2 separate regions of the Homo sapiens genome follow, and region 1 is linked to region 2. Evidence: read pairs that join two places in POLR2A ChIA-PET (ENCODE). Cell type or tissue: PC-9. All regions are shown on one strand.

Region 1 (8,000 bases), 310 kb before region 2:
TGATAGCCTGCTTGCTTCACACCTGAGGCACTGAAGGTAGCCTTTATCTTGTTTTACCTTCCACAGCAACTTTTGAATTGCCCCATTTCACAGATGAGAAAACTGAGCCCCAGAGATATTTGGTAATTTGCCCAATGTTCATGACTAATAACCTCCAGAGAACTTGGGGCCCCCTGACCTCTAATTCAGGTTCCACTCAGCTTCCTGTGTCACAGATCCAAACATCAGAAGAGCCAGCTCCCTAATTTGCACTTTGGATGGCAGTGAATTAAACTTTAAAGACTTGGCAGGTAGTGCTGTTCCTGACTCCCAGGCATTTGGCAGTGGTTGGTATATGTTTCCAGAGATACATTTCTACATGAAGGAAAAAAAGAGGGAACATATTTCTGTTTGACTAATAAACATCCAATCCCAAGGGCTCTACAAAATTTTAAGCCCTCAAATGGCACAGAGACCTGCCCAGTGAAAGACAAGGAAGTATTGAGTCGGGCAGAAACATCTGATTTTATTTGCAAAGGGGCCGTTTGGGATATAAGTGCTGTTAACATGATCCCAGGAGGAGGGAAACAGAATTTTCCAAGGCTCTCCCACAGTCAGTGAACTCTGTCTCTCAGAGGACATGGGGCCTTGGTGTCTGACCAGCCAGAAGCTTAGCCCACAAGTCTTGTGTGTGCACAGGTAGGCACAATAGAATCAGCCCTGGTGGCCTTGAAATGACATTCAACGTTATCAGGAGGAAAAGACTCCAACACATCAGTCTGAAAACAAGATGTCTCAGCCCTCATCACCATTGGAAATGACCTTGTTAATTAAATTGTTTATGTATATTCCATGGGGTCAAGGATGTTGCCTATTCACTGCTGGGTCCCCAGCTCCTAAAAGTGTCTGACATACAGCAGGAGATCAGTAAACATTCTTTGAGTGCACATATTATAGTTTCCATCTTGGACCTTCTTTGTTAGACACCAGCAAGACAAAAGGTACTGTGCTTTCATGGTCCTGGGGTGGGGTAAGCCAGGTCGCCAGCCCTAGTCTGCTGCCCAGGGGTCAGAGGTTATTGCCTGGTATGACCAGGATAGGGGAGGTCAAGGGCATCTATCCTAGTTATACCTTTGTTTATTTGTTTTAAATAACAAGTATTATCATGAATTTCTTTGCCAAAAGGCCCATCTCATTAAACCTACCAAATATCCTCCCTATCCAAAACTTAGTTGTAATTAATAATGATTACTATTGGCTATCATTTACTGATTGATCACCATGTGCTATGTATATATTATCTTATCAAGTTCTTAAAGCATCTCAGATTTGTATTATCCCTATTTTACTGATGAAGAAACTGAGGCTTGTAGAAGCTAAGCAATTTGGTCTAGGTTATACAGCTGTTAAGCAAGGGATACAAGCTGTGGACTTGAACCAAGTCTATTCAAAGCCCCTGACCTTCGCCACTATGCTATACTGCCTCTCACAAGGTCATAAAATTAGTAAATTGCTTGTTTTTTTCTCTTAAGTCAAAATTTCACAAGGAAAACCATCCAGCCCAGATTCTCCTATCAGACTTGGATTATTCAGTTACCTCCTGGAAAGCAGCAAAACTGCCTTTCTGAGCTGACTGGGTCACTGAGGTCATCTCTCCCTGACATGCTATCAGAGTCAGATCAGAACAACTGAAGTGGAGACCAGGCATGGCAGCCTTTACCTGCCACGAATGATATAGATGGTGGCAGCATCACAAAAGGAAATCAACTTGGGCTTTCATTCAACTTGCGGTCTCCCCTCTGTGGGTCTTTCCTACCTTTCACCTGTCTTGGGAAGAAGTAGGCATGGGTGAATTAGTTTACAGAAGTGTGCCAGAGCTCTGGGCACAAGGTGCCACTTCCTTAGGTCATGTGCATCCTCCACCTAGGAAAGACCAAAGCTCACCCAGAATCCCTCCTGATATTTTCAATAATAAAGGTTATGGTGGGTTCCTGGTATCCTCCCAGGAGGTGGTTCTCCCAAGGGTGTTAAAAAATATATATATCAGTTCTCCCTTGTTAAATGTGTGGTTTCCTATAATAGCTTGACATGGGCCATTACTCCATCCAGCACCACTCTATCTTCTTGAACCCTCAACCTCACCAGCTTACCTATTACATTAACTCCCAAGACAATGTCATCTCTATCCTCTTGGAAGGGAATGAGGCCTAGGACTCCATCTGAAGAGGGGTCACAGTTCTGACTGACTCAGGAAGGATGGATGTCTACCAGTCTCCATTTGCTAGAGAAGGGTTCGGTAGGCATCCAAAATTCTACCCTCTCAGAAGAGCCACCCCACACCATTTCCAGTGGCTGCCTCGGGGAAGGCCATGCAATAGTCCTCAGCTTTCCATCAGAGCTGGCAGTCCAAAATCAATCTCTCATCTGTGCCACTGGCAGCGCCCTCCATTGTGGGTGCCAAGAAAGTGGTACTTAAGCTGGGGGGTCAAGCAGAAAGGAAAAGATACATAACTGCAGCTGCACCGTGTCATGACGTCAGGGTCTAGAAACTGAAGAAGGCACGGGAGGGAGAAAGAAAAGGGATGTTTGTTGGGAAACCATCTCACACAGTCCAAATTAAACAGGCTGTTTGCTCAAGTCTACTTTCCATTTCTGCCCCTCTCTCTACTAATTATTACCTCTCCTAAAACCTTTCTCCCTTAACCCAATGTCCCACTTCTAAAAGAGTCTAAGGAATTCTTCCTGATCCTTTAAGAGCCTGAATTGCTGCATAAACTTAGTATCACTGGTCCCATTTTAAAATGCCAAGAACAAAGCAAGGCCCATGTCCTCTCCTTGAAGTCTTTCTTGAAAATTGCAGCCATCTCTGATCTCTCTCCCACCTCACCAGTCTTGAAATTTACTGACTGTATCATCCATTTGAGCACTTGAGCCTCTGTTCAGCCCAACAGAGGCCATGGCTTTTTTGTCTTGACTATTCTCAGACTATTTCATGTAAGTATCTTGTCTTCCTGGGAAAACTGTAAGCTCCCTGGAGTCTAGGACTGGGTCATGTAGTTCTTTAGTATATGACACTGTGTCATATATAGTGTTCTGTATATGGCTCTGAATACACAGGAAATATTTTTTATGAAACTGCAATGAGCTGAACAGAATCAAAGGGAGGCATATGACAAAAGATGAAATCACTGGGCACTCATCAGGAAAATATTTAGTGGCCTCCAATTTCAGGTGAGCAATGTTTAGGATGGGGCCACAGTATAAGCCAGAATAACACATGGGCCAGTACCTGTTGCAATAGGTAAGCTGACAGAGTGCTGTGAGGCTTTGGATTGAGCAGTCTGCACATGCAGAGGGAAGAGGAAGGAAGATCCATACTTTATTTGGACTGAGACTCAACACCAAACCATAGTCCAAGCGAGGCCACCCAAATGGCAATGCTTCCCTAGAACAGGTGCCAAGTTCACCAGATTAGCTGTTGATTTGTCCATTTTAGCACTATTCTACATCTCCATGGTCATCCAGTTTTCAAAGGACACCTGATTTTACCTCAACCACTACCTTTGTTGAAACAAAAAATAACTCATCAACTTACCCAGTCAAACAATATAAGTCAGAGGTAGCCTTGGGAATTTCACTGACAGCTCTAGAATTCCAGGTCTACTCCCTGCGGTTGGAAGTAGGCGTCCTTGTTCTCTCACTGGCACGTTTGAACTCTAAAAGGGCCTTTTTTCTAATGGCCTCCCGTGCAGATGTTAGCAAGAATGAACCTTCGGCCAGGCACAGTGGCTCATGAGTGGGAGAAATCAGCAGCCTGAGAGAGGATGGCACTCACAGAGTGTACAGCGTGAGGCTAGTGTTGGAGTCCCTGGAGGGTTTGTCAGCATTGGGAGGGGCTTCAGAGAGCACCTGCTCCATCGCCTGTGTTACAGGCCAGGAGCCTGAGGCCCTGGGAGACTGGACAACCTCCCAAGGCCACACAGTGTGATCACAGTGTTCCCGCAGCTGGGGCTTTGGGCTCCTAACTCCCAGTCCCCGGTTTTCCCAGTACCTAAGAAAAGAATGCAAAGAATTAAAAAATAAGGTGCAAACTCTGTGGTAAAATTTGATGGGTGAGAAGTACAATATCCTTTGAGAGCTCACAAAGAACAGCAACAGAAAAGTTCCACAGAATAGCTAGAGCGGGTTGCAGAGCTCATCATTGCCAGAAGTATCTATAGTGCCCACCAGACCCAGTGTGTCTTTCCTAGGGATGCTGTCATGAAGCCCACTGGGACTGGGGGGCTTTTTTCTTTGAGACAGGGTCTCACTCTGTCACCCAGACTGGAATGCAGTGGTGATCACGGCTCACTGCAGCCTTGACTTCCCAGACTCCAGCAATCCTCCCACCTCAACCTCCTGAGTAGCTGGGACTACAAGTGTGTGCCACCACACCCAGCCAATATTTGAATTTTTGGTGGAGATGGGGTGTCACCATGTTGCCCAGGCTGGGCTCAAGCAATCCACCCACCTCGGCCTCCCAAAGTGCTGGGATTACAGGCGTGAGCCACCATATCCAGCCAACTAAGGGGCTTAAACAACAGAAATTTATTTCCTCGAAGCTCTGGAAGCTAGAAGTTCAAGACTGAGGTGTCAAAAAGGTTGGTTTCTTCTGAGGCCTCTCTGCCTGGCTTGTAGATGCCTGCCTTTCCCCGTGTCTAGACATGGCCATCCCTCTATGTGCCTCTGAATCCTAATCTTCTCTTCTTACAAGGACACCAGCATATTGGATTAGGACCCACCCTAAAGACCTCGTTTTAACTTACCCTTTTAAAGTCTCCATCTCCAAATACAGTCACATTCTAAGGTACTGGGGGTTAGGACTTCAACATATAAATCTGGGGAAGACACAATTCAGCCGATAGCACCCAATAACATTTCATTCTGAATCTACTAGTGGGGAGTTGTCCAGTTCTTCTCCTCCTCCGACAGGGGATTTGGGCTAGTCTAGTGGGACATTGGCCTAGAAGCTACAGTGGGGCTGGGGCCTCTCAATCCAGCAACCAGAGCAGGATCACAGGGCTCCTTGAAAAGCCATGAGCCAGCCTTCCAGGAGCTTCTGCCCTGAGTCATTCCACATGCCCTCGTCACATCCTTCTCATCAATCTCCGCGGATCTCCACGTGCAAGTACAGAATAAACAGGAGGCTTTCTAAAAGAAATGCAGTTTGGCCTTTGTCCCATTCACGTGGAACAGAACTCCTGGGCTAAAGAGTAGAGGCAAATGTGATGGAGATGAAGATTATGCTGTGGCCCTGGCCTGGTCCCAAATGAGCAGCGCCCTCAGGCCCTGAGGCTGGAGAGACTGCTGCCACCCCAGCTGGCCTAGCCTACCCTGCAGGGGTGAGCTGGTGGGGCAGCGCCCCCCTCCGGCTTCACATTTTCTTCAGATTCTTCGCACATCTGCAGCAGCTTCCTGAAGATAGAAATCGGTTGGTGCCTACCTGTTTGGAAACCCACCAAAGCAAAGAGTAAAACAGCATCCAAATTGGTAGGAAACACTGTTTCAAGTCTGGAAAATACTCTTTTGATTATGTTAAAAAAAAATGACCATAAAGATAGCACAGAAACTGTGTCATTGAGAGCAAAATATGTGTTGATTTAAAAAAAAAAAAGTCCACGGCCTGGGAACTGTGTTATGAATCATGTTCCACTTTTGGAGGAAGAGCCAATTAGAGTACAAAACCTGGCTGGGCATGGTAGCTTACACCTGTAATCCCAACATTTTGGGAGGCCAAGACAGGAGGATCGCTTGAGGCCAGGAGTTTGAGACCAGCCTGGGAAACATAGCAAGACCCCATCTCTAGTTAAAAACCTGAAAAAGCAAACACACAAAAACCATAACCAAGTATGGTGATGCACGCCTGAAGCCCCAGTTACTCAGGAGGCTGCGGTAGGAGGATCTCTTGAGGCCAGGCATGAGGCTGCAGTGAGCTATGATTGAGCCACTGCACTCTAGCCTGGGTGACAGAGCAATACGCCATCTCTTAAAAAAAAAAAAAAAAAGCACAAAACCATTGTGTGCCCCTGTAACAAGGGACTTATGAGAAGGGCAGGTTTGCCCAACTCCTAGGACAACAAACATCAAGCAAACATCAAAAATGCTTCTCTGACCTTGCCCTAGGCTAACTTGATCATTTACAAATGAGCCCTGTCTACCTACACATGTGAAGTTCTCTATGAATGACATGAAACTTTGGTTACTTGCTGTATGTAGGGTCAAAGAGCTTTTGTTCCACGTTTGTCAGAAAGACTCAATGACATAGGACACAAGGCAGAATGCCAAAAACTACCCATGCCTTTTGTATTTTCATACCCTTGGAGTCATGGGTCTTTCCTTAACAAAGCTGGTGGACTAGTCCAGTCACAAAAGATAAACTGACATTATTTAAGGTGCCTTCCCAGCTCAGAGTTTGATGGTTGCTTTACTTCCCATTGACTGTTCAACATTAGCCAATCCCAGGGCTTTTCATGAGCCTGACACCAAGCACTGCCCTTATCAGAAGCATGGCATATTCAGGATAGCAAATGGCTCCCCACGGCTGGTACCTAAGGTGTGTTTTGCTTTGTATAACATAAAATTTTCGTCTCTCCAACTGCACACGAATTCTTTGTTTTCTGTTTTTGAGACAGTTTCTCATTTTGTCACCTAGGGGCTGGAGTGCAGTGGCGCAATCATGGACCACTGCACTCCAGTTTCTGGGCTCAAGCAATCCTCCCACCTCAGCCTCTCAAGTAGCTGGGACCACAGGTGCATACCACCACACTTGGCTAATTTTTTTTATTTTTTTGTAGAGATGGGGTCTCTACAACTGTGTTGCCCAGGCTGGTCTCCAACTCCTGGGCTCAAGCAGTCCTCCTGCCTCAGCCTCCCAAAGTGCTGGGGTTACAGGCATGAGCCACTGCACCCAGCCTGCACATAAATTCTAAATAGGGCCAGTAAGCCAGGCAGGTGCTATGTAGGAATTTTTAAATCTGAAAATCCAAAATCTATGTGTGAAAAACACTGCCTGAATGTACAGAGAGAAAATGTTGTGTTCTTTGTTGATGAAGAAAACCAAATTTTGTGAAATATTTAAAGAGGTTTGTTCTGAGCCAATATGAGTACCCAGGCCCCAGGGAACAGTCTCAAGAGGTCTTGAGAAACTATGGCTGAGAAGATAGGGTTACAGTTTGGTTTTATACATTTTAGAGAAATGGAAGTTACAGGCAAAGACATAAATCAATACATGTTAAGGTATATATTGGTTCGGCCCGGAAAAGCTGGGTATCTCAAAGCAGGGACTTACAGGTCACAGATGGATCCAAAGATTTTCTGATTGGCAGTTGGTTGAAAGAGTTGAACTTTGTCTAAAGACTTGCCAGTAGAAAGAAATGCTTGAGTTAAGCTAAGGGAGGTTGCCACGACCAGGGCTCTTGTTAGGTATATGAAGCCTCATAGGTAGCAGTCTTTGGAGAGAATAGATGGTAAATGTCTCTTTTTGGACCTTAAAAGATGTTTATCCCTCCTAAATTCAGGAAAGCCCTGTCCGCATTAATGGAGATTCTCTACAGATACAAATGTCCTCCCCTAAAAGACAGTTTTGCAGGACCATTTCAAAATATGTCAAAGAAATACATTTTGGGGTAAAATATTTTTATTTCCTTCAGGGTCTGCTGTCTGTCCTGTGATGCTAACCAGAGTCAGGTTGGCATTTGGTGTCTTATTCCCAGAGTCTGTTTTGTTAGTCTTATGATCTGTATTTTAATATTAATGCTGGTCAATTGCGCATAGACTCCAAAGGAAGGGGTATAATGAGGTGGTCCTTCCTTCTTGTATTAGTTCATTTTCACACTGCTATAAAGAACTACCTGAGACGGGGTAATTTATAAAGAAAAGTTTAATGGACTCACTGTTCCATGTGGCTGGGGAGGCCTCAGGAAGCTTACAATCATAGCGGAAGGCAAAAAGGAAGCAAGGCATGTCTTCCATGGCAGCAAGAG
Region 2 (8,000 bases):
GGTTGCAGTGACCCAAGATGGTGCCATTGCACTTCAGCCCAGGCAACAAGAGTGAAACTGTCTCAAAAAAAAAAAAACAGAAGGGGCAGGGCACAGCCTACTCCTTTCTCTCTAACTTCTGAATCTTACCATGTTTTGCTTTGTTTTTGAGGAGGGGTATGTATGGAAATTTAGGGTCTTTGTTAAGCTGGTTAGGAGGTTTGAGTTAGAGGGGAGAGAAAGGAGTTCAAGAATGATTGCTACTTTATGCAGAACAAAAAAAATACATTTAAATAACTCATTTCTCTGATCCCACTTACTAAGCACAAGCAAGACTTAACGGATTTTGTTTCAGAGAGACAGTTACTTCAACCAGACAAAGCATTTGTTCAACATTATTCACTGTGTAATATTTGTTGTGTCCCGATTAAGAGCATTGATTTTTGCTTTTTGTATTTCTGAGACACGGATATAGCTGAATTAAATAGAACCCTTCTGTGTGTTCATTGGATAGTACTGGGATTTTTATGTGGATTAAAAGAGAAGAAAAGTGTTATGCGTGGAATAGGAAAGAACAGGTTTAGAAAATGTATGTAGAGTCAGTGGTCATTTCTCACCCATTTTTATTCTTGATATCTCAGTAGCATTTGATACTCTGTTGCACCCTAGCTTCACTTGTCTTCCAGGATGTCACTCCCTTGATGCTGTTCCTGCCTCACTGGTTCCTCCTTCTCAACTTTTTTTTTCTTATTCTTCATCTCCTCACTCTCCATTGGTGGAGTACTCAGAGCAGTCCTTGGATCCCTTCTCTGTCTACACTCTTTTCCTAGGTGCTCTCTTTCAGGACTTTATTTTTTAGAGACAGATTCTCACTCTGTTGTCCAGGCCGGACTGCAGTGGCATGATAATAGTTGACTGTAGCCTTGAATTCCTGGTCTCAAGAAATCCTCCCTCCCCTCCTCAGTGGCTAGTACTACAGGTACCCACCACCATGCCTGGCTAATTTATTATTTTTTTTTTTGTAGAGACAGGGTCTCACAATGTTGCTGAGGCTGGATTCGATCAAGACTTTAAATGCCGTTATTCCCTGACAATTCATGAGTTTACATTATTAGCTTGAATGTCTTTCCCTGAACTCAAGACTTATATCCAACTATTCACTGGATATCTCCACTTGGGTGTCTAATAGTTTGTTGAACTTATTAAAAAACTTCAGAACATCTCCTCTCAAATCTGCATCTCTGGAAGGTCCTCCCCATTTCAGAGTTGCTATTCATCTGTGTATTGAATATATAGAGAGTCTCCCTTAAATCTGTTTTTTCATTCTCTTCATCCAATCCACCAGCAGGTCCTGTCAACTTCACCTTAAGATATATCCAGTATTTAAACACTTCCCACCACCTGCCCTGCTGCTACTGGAATAGCTTTCTAAGTGGTCTTCCTCCTTTTGCTCTTTGCCCCCTCAATCTAATTTTAACAGTGACCAGAATAATCCTTTTAAGTATATATCAGATCAAGTCACTGCTTTGCTGAAAACTGTCACCTGGGTGCCCAGATTAAAATCCCACCTGGATTAAAAGGTAGTGTCCCTACCATGGTCTATAAGACCATGTAGGATTCACACCACTCTCTCCCAGCTGCTCTGACTTCATTTCCTACCACTTCCCCTTGTGCTGTAGCCACAATGGTCTCCTTTGCAGTTGCTCCAGCATGCCAGGCCTTGGGGCCTTTGTAGTTGCTTTTTCTGCCAGGAACATCATTTTTCCAGATGTCAGTATGGCCTTCTCCCTTATCTCCTTCAGGTTTCTGCTCAACTGTCACTTAATCAGTGAAATATACCTTAACTGCCTTGTTTAAAATAAAAGCTATCTCTCTGCCTTCTGCTTTCTCTGCTCCCCTTCCCTGTTTTTTCTGCATAGCACTTGCTATTTGACATATTGTTTATTCATTCATTGTTCATTATTTAGCAAGTATTTATTGAGTGCTGTCTGCTTGTGCCAGGCATTGTGTTCTAGGGACTCTCTACCATAGTTTATTACATGTCACCACCCACTAGAATGTAAATTTCATGATGGTTAGGACTTTGTTTTGCTCATTGCTATAGCCCCACTGCTAGAACAGTGCTTGTAACATAGGAGCTGAATGAATAAATTTATTTAATTATTATTTTTTTTGAAACAGAGTCTTGCTCTGTCGCCCAGGCTGGAGTGCAGTGGCGCGATCTCGGCTCAGTGCAGCTTCCGCCTCCCGGGTCTCCTGCCTCAGCCTCCTGAGTAGCTGGGATTACAGGCGTGTGCCACCACGCCTGGCTAATTTTTGTATTTTTAGTAGAGACGAGGTTTCATCATGTTGGTCAGGCTGGTCTCAAACTCCTGACCTCATGATCCACCCCACCTCCGCCTCCCAGAGTGCTGGGATTATAGGTGTGAGCCACCACGCCCGGCTAATTTATTTAATTTTTATTTTATTTTTTTTGAGACAGAGTTTCGCTCTTGTTGTCCAGGCTGGAGTGCAATGGCGTCGTCTCAGCTCATTGCAACCTCTGCCTCCCGTATTCAAGTGATTCTCCTGCCTCAGCCTCCTGTGTAGCTGGGACAGCAGGCGGACGCCACCATGCCCAGATAATATTTTGTGTTTATAGTAGAGGCGGGGTTTCACCATGTTGGCCAGGCTGGTCTCGAACTCCTGACATCGGGTGATCTGCCCACCTCGGCCTCCCAAAGTGCTGGGATTACAGGTGTGAGCCACTGTGCCTGGCTGACAGTTTCTGTTTAAAGTAAATACTATTTATCTCTGCTTTATTTTGAAAAAAAGTTTCATAATAAGTGTATGGTTTTTTTTCCTAATGAAGGTAATAAAGGTTTTATTTTTAAAAACAAAGACTTTAGAATATTGCTTTTTATAGAGTAACATGTTTCCAATAAATATTTCCCTTTTTCTCCACCCAAGTACTTATCCTGTATTACATGAAGGAAATGAAATAAAAAGACTGCAGCCCCACTCCCAGCTACTCAGTGAGGTGGTAGCTAGGTAAGAAAACAACCCTTTCCTTTTAGATGAAATTGGAACTTAGGAGGTAGTAATCTTTGGGAGAGGCTTAAAGGGATTGATAATGATGATAACAAAAATAATAGTAATGGCCAGCTTTGATGAACCGGGCACTGTGCTAAGAACTTTATGTTGGTTGCCATCTTCTGACAACCATATGATTCCGGTACTATGAGAAGTAGAGCCAGTGTAGTAGGAGTGAGGAGCATAGACTATGGGGTCGGACCTCCTGCTTTGACACCTAAGTTTTGCCGGTAACTGACTGTGTGGCCTTGAACAAGAAAACTGTGCCTCATTTGTACGGATAGTCCCTGACTTACAGTGGTTTGACTTACAATTTTCAACTTTACGATGATGCAAAAGCCATATATGTTAATTAGAAACTGCACTTGAAATTCTTAATTTTGATATTTTCCTGGCCTACTGACACGTTCTCATGATGCTGGGCTGCAGCAACAAGCTGCAGCTCCCACTCAGCCGTGCAGTCATGAAGGCAAACAACCAATACTGCACACTGTACTGTGTTTAATAAATTACATGAGATATTCAAGTTTATAATAGGCATTGTATTAGATGATTTTGCCAAGCTAGAGGCTAATGTTAAGTGTTCTGAGCATATTTAAGATAGTCTAGGCTGAGCTATGATGTTTGGTAGGCTAAGTGTATCAAATATGTTTTTGACTTACGGTATTCGAGATGTAACCTCATCATAAGTCAAGGAACATCTGTATTTGTACAATGAGGATAATGATAATACCTGCCTCCTAAGATGGTGGTGACGGTTAAATGCCATCAGCTATGTAAAGTGCTTAGCATAGTGCTTGGCACATAGAAAGTGCTTACCAAATGTCAGCTATTATCATAAAAATTAAAATAGTTGTTATTCTCATTTAAAAGATGGATAAACAAAGGCTTAGAGAAATAAGGTAAATAAAGTAATTTGTGTAAGTCACACAGCATATAAATGACGGAATTAGTTTGCACCCAGGCAGTCAAACTCCAGAGCTTTTGCTAACCATTACGCTGCATCACCTTAGTAGGTTGAGAGGAAGACTGGGCAAAAACTGCATCTTGTCAAACTTGAGTGTAGGGGTAAAGGTCAGGCTTGAGTTCTGACTTACCTAACCTTCATTGTGATCTTAAGCATCTTATCAGTGTAGCATGTGCCTCGATTATTCTCTGAATTGATTCTTCCCTAGATCCAAAGACATGAATGATAGGTTAGTTATATTCTTCTCCTGCTGAGGGATTGGGTGTTCCCTGGACCGGGAAATGGAGCTAAACAAACACCTATGTCTCAGTGCTTTTTGGACCATAAGTAAGAGCTTGTCCGGCCTCTCTTGTTATTATGCTTGTTTATTTTTTCACATGACTGGTAATGATGAGAAGCAGAACAGCATACACATTGAGAATTTTCTTTTTTTTTTTTCTTTGAGACGGAGTTTTGCTCTTGTTGCCCAGGCTGGAATGCAATGGCGTGATCTCACCTCACCGCAACCTCCGCCTCCCGGGTTCAGGCAATTCTCCTGCCTCAGCCTCCCAAGTAGTAGCTGGGATTACGGGCATGTGACACCAAGCCCGGCTAATTTTGTATTTTTAGTAGAGACAGGGTTTCTCGATGTTCCTCAGGCTGGTCTTGAACTCCCAGCCTCAGGTGATCTGCCTGCCTCAGCCTCCCTAAGTGCTGGGATTACAGGCGTGAGCCACTGTGCCTGGCCACACGTTGAGAATTTTCTACATGCTATGTACTCTACATGGATTATCTCATTTAATCCTTAAAAATAACCTCATGGTGACTCTTATCCCCGTTTTATAGAGTTGAAGAGAGGTTAGAAAACTTGCTTCAAGTTGCACAGTTAATAAGTAGTAGAGCAGGGATTTAAATAAGGCAGTCCATCCTGAGTTCATGCTTGCTTTTTTTTTTTTTTTTTTTTTGAGATGTTGTCTTGCTCTGACCATTCTGGCTAACACGGTGAAACCGTGTCTCTACTAAAAATACAAAAAAAATCAGCTGGGCATAGTGGCAGGCGCCTGTAGTCCCAGCTACTCGGGAGGCTGAGGCAGGAGAATGGCGTGAACCCGGGAGGCGGAGATTGCAGTGAGCCGAGATCGCGCCACTGCACTCCAGCCTGGGCGACAGAGCGAGACTCTGTTTCAAAAAAAAAAAAAGATGTTATCTTGCTCTGTGGCCAGGCTGGAGTGCAGGGGCGCAATCTTGGCTCACTGCAACCACCTCCATCTCCTGGGTTCAAGCGATTCTCCTGCCTCAGCCTCCCATGTAGCTGGGACTACAGGTGCATGCCAGCATGCCCAGCTAATTTTTCTATTTTTTAGTAGAGACAGGGTTTCACCATGTTGGCCAGGATGCTCGATTTCTTGACCTCGTGATCCGCCTGCCTCGGCTTCCCAAAGTGCTGGGATTATAGGCGTGAGCCACTGCGCCTGGCCCCGAGTTCATGCTCTTAACCTCTGCACTCTACTGCTTGTAGTCTTTTCTTACCTCTGTTAAGTAGGTAGTATGGACTGTGTGGTATAAGAGTAGTAGGGCCAGCTCTGTTTTTCTCATATGAAAAATGGGAAGATTTTGACCACTGGACTAGGAATAAAGAGGACTGTGATCTTGACTTGACCCTGCCACCAACTTGCCATATTTAGGACTTCACTTTTTTTAGTTTTATGGTCCTTATTCATTAAACAAAGGGGTTGGGGCCAGGCGCGGTGGCTCATGCCTGTAATCCCAGTACTTTGGGAGGTCGAGGTGGGCGGATTACGAGGTCAGGAGCCTGGCCAATATGGTGAAACTCTGTCTCTACTAAAAATACAAAAAAAGGCCAGGTGTGGTGGTGTGTGCCTGTAGTCCCAGCTACTCGGGAGGCTGAGGCAGGAGAATCGCGTGAACCCAGGAGGCAGAGGTTGCAGTGAGCCAAGATTGTGCCACTGCACTCCAGCCTGGGCGACAGAGCAAGACTCTGTCTCCAAAAAAAAAAAGCAGTTGCTCTAGATGGCCTCTGAAGTCTCTTTGAACTCTGATGTTCTGTAATTGATCATAGGAAGTAAGAGTAACACCTGCTTAACACCTGCTTAGCTCCTTGAGTTTGGGGCAATGGTATTTGTGATTTCTGTTTTTTTTTTTTTTTTTTTTTTTTTTTGAGATGAAGTTTTGCTCTGTCGCCCGGGCTGGAGTGCAGTGGCGAGATCTCGGCTCACTGCAAGCTCCGCCTCCTGGGTTCACGCCATTCTCCTGCCTCACCCTCCCGAGTAGCTGGGACTACAGGCGCCCGCCACCATGCCCGGCTAATTTTTTTGTATTTTTAGTAGAGATGGGATTTCACCGTGTTAGCCAGGATGGTCTCCATCTCCTGACCTCGTGATCTGCCCATTTCGGCCTCCCAAAGTGCTGGGATTACAGGTGTGAGTCACCGCACCTGGCTGTGAGTTCTTAGAGAGTCTGCCTTGTGCAGGGAAGATGCCAGATTCTAGGGCAAGGGATGAGCCGTCTCCCTGAAGAAGGTAGATCTAGGTTCTTTTTTGAGGCTGGTTGCCAAGGGAACCCAGCCTCTGGCCAGCAACAGCCAGCAATGCTTTGGTTGAGGCTTGGGTACACATAATGAAAACAAGCCGCACATTTAGGTTTCATTCCTTGCCTTTCTCCCATCTCCACCTTTCCTTTTTCTTTCCTTGTTAAGCTGCTAGTTTTAAACACATTCATGTGTCAGACACTGTTTTAAATACTTAACAAAGTATCGTTAAGTATCGTTAAAGATTAAATGAAGTATCATTTAATCTTCACAGTAATCTTACAAAATAGGTACTCTTATTCTAAACAGAGGCAAGTAGAGTTAAGTAATTTGTCCAGATTTACTCAAGAGAAAGTAGTATCAAACCCGTACTTTTAGCTACTAAGTTGTACTGCCTGGTTGGATATTTAAAAAAATAGAAGAGGGACTTCTTAGTTATTTATTAGTGGTTTTTGTTTGTTTTGTTTTTATTTAGAATAAAAACTCTTGGAGCTGAAAAGAGCCTTTGAAGTAATTTTATGCAGTCTCCTTGTCTCCAGCCTGCCATCCAATTACAGGAATGTTTTCTATCATTCTCCTGACAAATGATCTTTCAAGTTCTCTTTGAATACCTCCATTAATAGGGGAGCTCATCAGTTCTTAGGACATCGTTGTTGAAAAGCTCTCATTGGTAGAAATATAATCATAATTTTTTGAGATAGGGTCTTGCTCTGTCACACAGGCTGGAGTGCAGTGTTGGATTACAGCTCACTGCAGCCTCAACCTCCCTGGCACAAGCGATCCTCCCCCTCAGCTTCTCCCTTCTCCGAGTAGCTGGGACTACAGGCACATGCCACCATGCCCGGCTGTTTTTTTTTTTTTTTTTTTTAGTTTTTTATAGAGACAAGGTTTCACTATATTGTTCAGACTGGTCTCGAATTCCTGGGGTCAAGTGATCCTTCTGCCTTGACCTCCTGAAGTGCTGGGATTACAGGCATGAGCCACCATGCCCTGCAAAAAATTATTATTTTTGTTTTTATTTTATTTTATTTCATTTTATTTTTGAGACGAAATCTTGCTCTGTCGCCCAGGACAGAGTGCAGTGGCACAATATTGGCTTACTGCAACCTCTGCCTCCTGAGTTCAAGTGATTCTCCTGCCTCAGCCTCCCCAGTAGCTGGGAGTACAGGCACTCACCATCATGCCTGGCTAATTTTTTTATTTTTAGTAGAGACAGGTTTCATCATGTTGGCTAGGCTGGTCTCAAACTCCTGACCTCAAGTGATCCTCCCGCCTCGGCCTCCCAAAGTGCTGGGATTACAGGCGTGAGCCACTGCGCCCAGCCACCTGGCCTTTTTTTATTTTTAAGAGATAGGGTCTTGCTTTGTCACCCAGGCTAGAGTGCAGTGGTGTGATCATAGCTTACTGTAGCCTTGAACTCCTGGGCTCAAGTGATCCCCCTGCCTCAGTCTTCTG

Evidence for each region. Peaks named below come from ENCODE experiments on the same cell type or tissue, not always from the same donor. Only the 100,000 strongest peaks of a DNase experiment are listed, where the experiment ranks them.
Region 1: POLR2A ChIA-PET joins it to region 2 with 9 read pairs; 2 of 35 experiments call an interaction of 5 or more read pairs at or near these places.

The regions. Positions count from the first base shown.
Region 1 is chr2:70,383,527-70,391,526 of GRCh38, reverse strand. No RefSeq gene overlaps it. Among named protein-coding and RNA genes, the nearest start is that of FAM136A, 85 kb to the right of the region's middle. In PC-9, no CTCF peak of the experiment used is centred here; a DNase peak (open chromatin) is centred at 3,186; H3K27ac peaks cover 3,754 bases.
Region 2 is chr2:70,072,310-70,080,309 of GRCh38, reverse strand. The region is part of intron 4 of PCBP1-AS1 (PCBP1 antisense RNA 1); the gene reads left to right. It also overlaps a transcript of ASPRV1 not described here and the pseudogene RN7SL470P. Among named protein-coding and RNA genes, the nearest start is that of PCBP1-AS1, 11 kb to the left of the region's middle. In PC-9, no CTCF peak of the experiment used is centred here; no DNase peak of the experiment used is centred here.